Linked DNA regions of Mus musculus: region 1 is linked to region 2. Evidence: chromatin loops called from intact Hi-C (ENCODE). Cell type or tissue: heart. All regions are shown on one strand. Links, peaks and the distances in the headings refer to the core of each region. The heading gives the core; the rest is flanking DNA.

The links. Peaks named below come from ENCODE experiments on the same cell type or tissue, not always from the same donor. Only the 100,000 strongest peaks of a DNase experiment are listed, where the experiment ranks them.
Region 1: a loop joins it to region 2, with 2.4 times the contacts of the local background. A loop is called at or near these places in 4 of 42 quality-filtered maps.

What each region holds. Positions count from the first base shown.
Region 1 is chr15:64,531,987-64,534,903 of GRCm38, forward strand. Gm30632 (a long non-coding RNA gene) reads left to right here and starts at 2,018. Exons shown (of 3, transcript XR_384144.3): 1 at 2,018-2,474. In heart, for the core only: no CTCF peak of the experiment used is centred there; DNase peaks (open chromatin) are centred at 645 and 1,435; H3K27ac peaks cover 1,643 bases.
Region 2 is chr15:64,626,477-64,629,393 of GRCm38, forward strand. Gm30691 (a long non-coding RNA gene) reads right to left here. Exons shown (of 4, transcript XR_875386.2): 3 at 2,039-2,146; 4 at 965-1,075. Among named protein-coding and RNA genes, the nearest start is that of Gm30691, 2.8 kb to the right of the region's middle. In heart, for the core only: a CTCF peak has its summit at 1,061 (motif pointing left); a DNase peak (open chromatin) is centred at 1,055.

The DNA of each region.
Region 1 (2,917 bases), core at 269-2,768, 94 kb before region 2:
ATTGTTTGGATCTCATCATGCTTGATGCATGTTCTGAACTTATGATTTGGCTAGATCCCATCTAGCACTCAAGCTATAACTTCTCTGTCATTTGCATATTTCTATAAGACAAAGTGACCAAATTCAAGTTCTACAAACATACCAATAAGTGGTCGTTATGTGACCATCATATTTAAACTTGGTTACTGCTGAGTCTCAGTCTCGTAGAGTGTGAGAGGTATATTCACTTCTATAGAGTAGTTGACCAACTACTCTATAGGTACCCAGGACTCATTATCATTCACTGAGAGTCAATTCTGTGTCCAGGGCATTGTTAAAGCTGTCCTTACAATGCTTCTGGTCCTGGCTGAGAACTAGAAAACAAAGACAGAGAACCTAGGTCATTTACTTGTGTGCAGTTGGCCCTGGCCCTGGCTGCATCAACATTCTTCTTGCTTCCCCGAGCACAGGCTTAGTCACAGCACAGTTACTCACCCTCCAGGAGAGGCTGGGAATTGGAGATGTTGAAGATTGTCTTTTTCTTGCAGGCCAGGACATGGTGCTTCTTATGTATGTCAGTGACTGACTTGGCATTTGGTCCATTTTAAGGCTTGAAAGGGAGGTGTTGACACAAAGCAGATGCTTGCATTAGTGACCCTCCCAAGGTCCCTTGTGGTCCTTGTATGTGCTTGTCATTTCCATGATGAGTAGCGATATGAAGAGGCTTTTGATCTGGAGTCTGAAATTCCGTGTTCTATTTGTGCTCTTCTGTTACCGGGTATGTGGCTGGCTGGGCAGGACATTCGCTGCTTTCTCTGAGGTTAGTCTCTTCTTTGTCATAGGGTTTAAATGAGATAATGATAAAAAAGAGCTTTGGTGCCCTGTGAATATTCAATGGTTGGACAAAGCAGGTAAGAAAAAAGTGTTGGCTCTGGCTTTTGTCACTAGCTGTCACTTGGACAAGGTCATTTCCTGGCCTGTTCCCTGTGTCTGATATCCTTTCCTTACCTCCTAAACCCACAGCAAATGTGAGGCATGTAGACACAAACTCCCTGTAGGAATACTTATAAGGGTTATTAACGCAGCCATTTTCCATTAACACAAACAAATAGTCTAGAAACATCTGGGGCACATGCATCAGGAATCTGCTCTGTGCTGGCAATTCATTTTCAAACCCAAAGTCATGCTGGATCCACTTCTATGTCCTTGAACAAAATAGGAGGGTTCCTAAGCCTGCCAGAACTTCCTCTGCCCCCTCTCTCATTTTCACTCCTGAAAAGCTCAGAGGCACCAGCAGCCAAGTAACACTTGGGTGGGCTGGTAATGAAAATCCATCCCTGGCTGGGGACAACTCCTTCTCTGCCAGCGCTCAGGCCTGTGCATGAGCCCCGAATCCCATGGGCAGGGATTTGTTCTGGGAGTGGCTGCTGGAACCTTAGGGGGTAGAGGAGAGGTATATCCAGGCCACAGTGTACTTCCTGTTCAGAAAAGGTCATGGAGGTGAGGCCTTCTTCCATTAGGGGCTTGCAGAAATTTCCCCTTGGGCCTCTGCTCCAGTACTCTGAGGGACTAAAAAAGCATCTGTCAACTAAGATATGACTCAGCTAACAGAGCTGGTCTCTTGGGGGCTTGATGGGCTCTGGATGGTGCAAATATGCCTGATGAGTCTGCCCTGTGCTCTGGGAGATGGAATGGGGAAATGGAAAAGATGCTGTGTGATGAACCATTGGCCCTTACTAGCCTCATGCCTCAACCCTCAAAGGGGCTGCTTCAAGGATAGCTCTCACAAATGAGGTCATCTCCAAAGAGGTTCTAGTTTACAGACCTGGAGTCTGCGGTACAGCAAGAGGAAATGATGTGTGCAGAGTGACCTCTTTTTTGAAGGTTAAAGTTCACTCACAGTTGTATGGAAGGGTAAGGAGGATCCATTTAGGAATGTGCTGTGTCAGACTCACTCCTGGTTTCCTATGATCAGATACAGTGTCAGATCAGTCTAATCATAAAGGAGCAGAGAACCTGCCTGCCTGCATGTTTTGGTGTGTGTGTGTGTGTGTGTGTGTGTGTGTGTGTGTGTGTGCATCCGTGTGTGCACGTGAGTGTGGGCTACACAAAGAGAGCTAAGAAAAATGCTCAATATTCTCTTACGAGAACGGCTTTTTCAGTGGGCTGGGGAGAGCTGGAGAAGAGTAAGAGGTTGAGGGAGCCATGGTGGGGGCAGGAACAAAAGGTCAAGTGCCTAAGGACCCCATGGACAAAGAACTTGGGTTTTGGATTTTCTGTGAAGTGACTGAATTTGCTACTCATGCTGCAAATGTGCCGGGGCTGTCAAATCCATCACCCAGCCTGTGTACTGCGAGAACACCAAAGAGCTGCCGAATAAAACGAATCACCTCTCCCTGAGACATTTTCAGTTGTTAACAGCTTTCTGCCTCTGGCTCTACCATCCTCGAAGTTATCTTCCTGTCTTCCTCTGCCTGTTTCACATCTGCTTCTAGGTGAGTCTCCTTCTAGGGAGTGCATTTTTCTCCTGCTGCTGTTGTTCAGTGCTTTTTCATAAAAGCTTAGGAAAGCACAGAAGTTTGAAGCTTGCAGCCTCCGTAGCTTTATGGGACCTGGGCCTTGGCATTTTTGTCTTTAATAGCCGAGTGGAAGATGGTATAACTGCCAGGACTCTACTGTGGTAGCTAAGTCAGTGGGAGCATGGTGAGGCTATTAACATAACCCCGCCTATCTGCTAACCATCTCTCCTGATTCTGGTATCCATGGCAATGCCCTCCTCCATACAGGGATGGCCTTGTCAGGTGTGAAGTTTGACCAGACCACCTTCACTGGCCTTTCTACTTTCCAACTCTTTCAGGTCCCTTAAGCCACCCAGAAGAACCAAGATCCTGCTTCACTGATGTGGAGATCTCTTTTTATCATTTCTTTCTATTCTTTC
Region 2 (2,917 bases), core at 115-2,614:
GGTTACTGCTCTTATATCCATCACTATGCAATCATCAGTGCAGGCCACTTCCCCTGCGCCCATCATTATCCAATCACCAGTGCAGACCACGCCTCCTGGGTCCATCACTATCCAATCACTAGTGCAGACCACTCCCCCGGGCCCATCACTATCCAATCACTAGTGCAGGCCACTCCCCCTGGGCACAAATGAGCCGTTCTATCGCCCTTCATCTTGGCGAAGCTTTCACTGTCCTCCCTCATGCTTCCATGGTGCCCCAGAGAATCTGATGGCTGGAGCTCTTTGGACATTAGTGTAGATGTTAGTAAGCCTAGGCCAGACACACGAGAGACACATGATATGCACTTTTCAACTTAATAAACAGGGACTAAGTGGCGAAATCACAGCATGGACTCCACATACTATAAAGTCTTGTGTACTGGCCTCGCTTTAGTACAGTGGTTCTCAACCTGCCTGATGCTACGACCCTTTAATACAGTTCCTCAGCTGTGCTGACCCCAGACCATAAAGACCCTAAAATCATTTCGATGCTACCCATCACTGTAATTATGTAACTGTTATGAATCATAATGTAAATATGTCTTCCGATGGTGTTAGGTGACCTCTGCGAAAGGGTTGTTTGATTCCCAAAGGGGTTGCAACCCACAGGAACTGCTGCTTTAGGGTTGGTCATTCTTGAATATGTGGGACTAGATTTCAGATCCTCACTTCCTTCGTTTCTACAGGCAGTGGTTTTAAAATGTAAAATATTTGAATTTAATGCTCAATTCCCATGTAGCTTCTTCCTTACTCCTCCCATTGATTTTGATTTTCTCCATCAATCATTTCTTCCCTTCTCGCTGTGCCCTCTGTTCAGGAATCAGCAGCCTGCTGTCACTTTGTCATGTTGTACCCAGCTGTGAAGCAAATAAAATACTCCTGGAAACCTCTGTTTTATGAGAGAACGTTTATTATGTTTGCGCTTCGGAAGCCGGTTGTCACGTTCTAGCTGAGCTTTAACATAGTGGTGTTTTTCCATTATCGCTCTTGCTGCAGGAAGGGAATCCCAGTGGTCTCAGACACTGCCACCTGGCGGCTAGGTGGAAAATAACACATCTTTTAGCAAAACGTTTCTGAAGGCAAAACCAAGCCAAGCCAAACCAAACCAAACCAATTTGCTGGAGAACTGAGGGTACAGAAACTAAAAGAACACCACCAAATTTGGGATACTTGCTCCATTCCAGCAGCTGTGAGAGGCACGTACCAGCTTAAAGCTCATGCAATCTCGACCATCACAGCAAAGTGACACTCTGCAGTCACTGATTGCAGATCTGGAAATAGACCCTCTGAGAGATCAGTTTCCAAAAGCACTGTGTATTGTGGCTTGGGAGATCCATACCCCAAAACATCTGACCCCCAAGCCTCTGATCATCTACCACAGATAAGGCCAATCTTTGGGGAGAACTCAGACTCATCGATTCTTTACCCCCTTGTACATAGGGACAAATAAATGACTAATAAATTCACATATCAGGTGGGGTGCTACTTAGAAGAAAGATTAAGTTAGTGGAGTACAGAGTCCCCTCCACCTCCGAAATAAACAGATTAAAGCTATGTGTGTTGGCTTGTTTGTTTTTTGTTAACTTGGCACAAACTAGAATCATTTGTGAGGGGGGAACCTCAGCTAAAAAAAAAAATGACTTCATAAGCTTGGACTGCAGGCAAGCCTGTGGGGCATTTTCTTAGTGATCCATTTGGGAGGACCCAACCCACTGTGGGTGCTGTCATCTCTGGGATGGTGGTCCTGGATGCTATATAAAGACAAGCTGAGCAAGCCATGGCCTCTGCATCAGCTCCTGCATCTAGGTTGCTGCCCTGTTTGAGTCTTTGCTCTGACGTGCCTCAGTGTTATACTGTAATGTGGAACTTGTAACTAAAAGAAACACTTTACTTTAGTTTTTGGTCAATGTTTATCACAGCACCAGAAACCTAACTAAGGCACTATATAAGAAAATCTTCAACTCAATAAAAAAAAGGTCATTGAAACACAAAACAATACCATTCTTTGGCTGCTTCTTTAATTGATACCGTGTTTCTTTGTCTTTCTTCGTTGTGCTGAGTCTTCCTGAGGGGCAAACCATATCTGACTGTTTTCTGTATCCAGGACCTAGGACAGAGGCTGAATTTTAACCAGAAATCTTGGTAAATGAAGCAAAGAACAGTTACAGATGCTCACAAGTACCTGGGCTGCTTGGGAGAGGTGAGCATCTTTGTTTGAAAGGGGATGCTTGGGTGCCTGGAGACCGTTTGGAGGGAACGCTCTAAAGAGGATCTTAGCACCAGAAGGGAGGGGTTGTATGAGATACCCGAGGCTAAGCTTCACAGAAGGAAGCTGTGAGGAGCCTCAGTGTGCTCAAAAACAGGTCTGTAAATTGTGATAGCAGCCAGGACCACGTTGTCGGGATAGTCTTTCAAGGCACAATGCCTTTGGCCATGAATTTTTTTTTTTTTTTTTTTTTTTTACTTCAGTGTACCACACTCTGATCTAAGATCATTTTAGATCAGAGAAGCTAGTGTCCCATTGTCCCATACTTGCAGGCCCTCCATCTCTTTTCACATCAGGCACAGTCTACACATTATGATGGAACTCTTCTCAGGGGTGCTCAGGTGATGAGGATGCTGGGAAGTAGGGGCACTCGCTGAGTCATTGAATTTAATGACATTTGGACTCTGTCTTAAAATGACTGGGCAGCAGGGCATTATGTTTCCCCCATTTCATCCATATGGCTGACATATTGTGTGCCCACCAAACCTATCCCCATGCTATGGTCCTCCCAGCCCTTTCCCTAAGAGGGAGGCTACATTTCTGTGTTCCATATTCCTTTGATGGACGTGCTGAGATGACTGACTTTGGCTTCCATCAGGTGAGTGGACACAC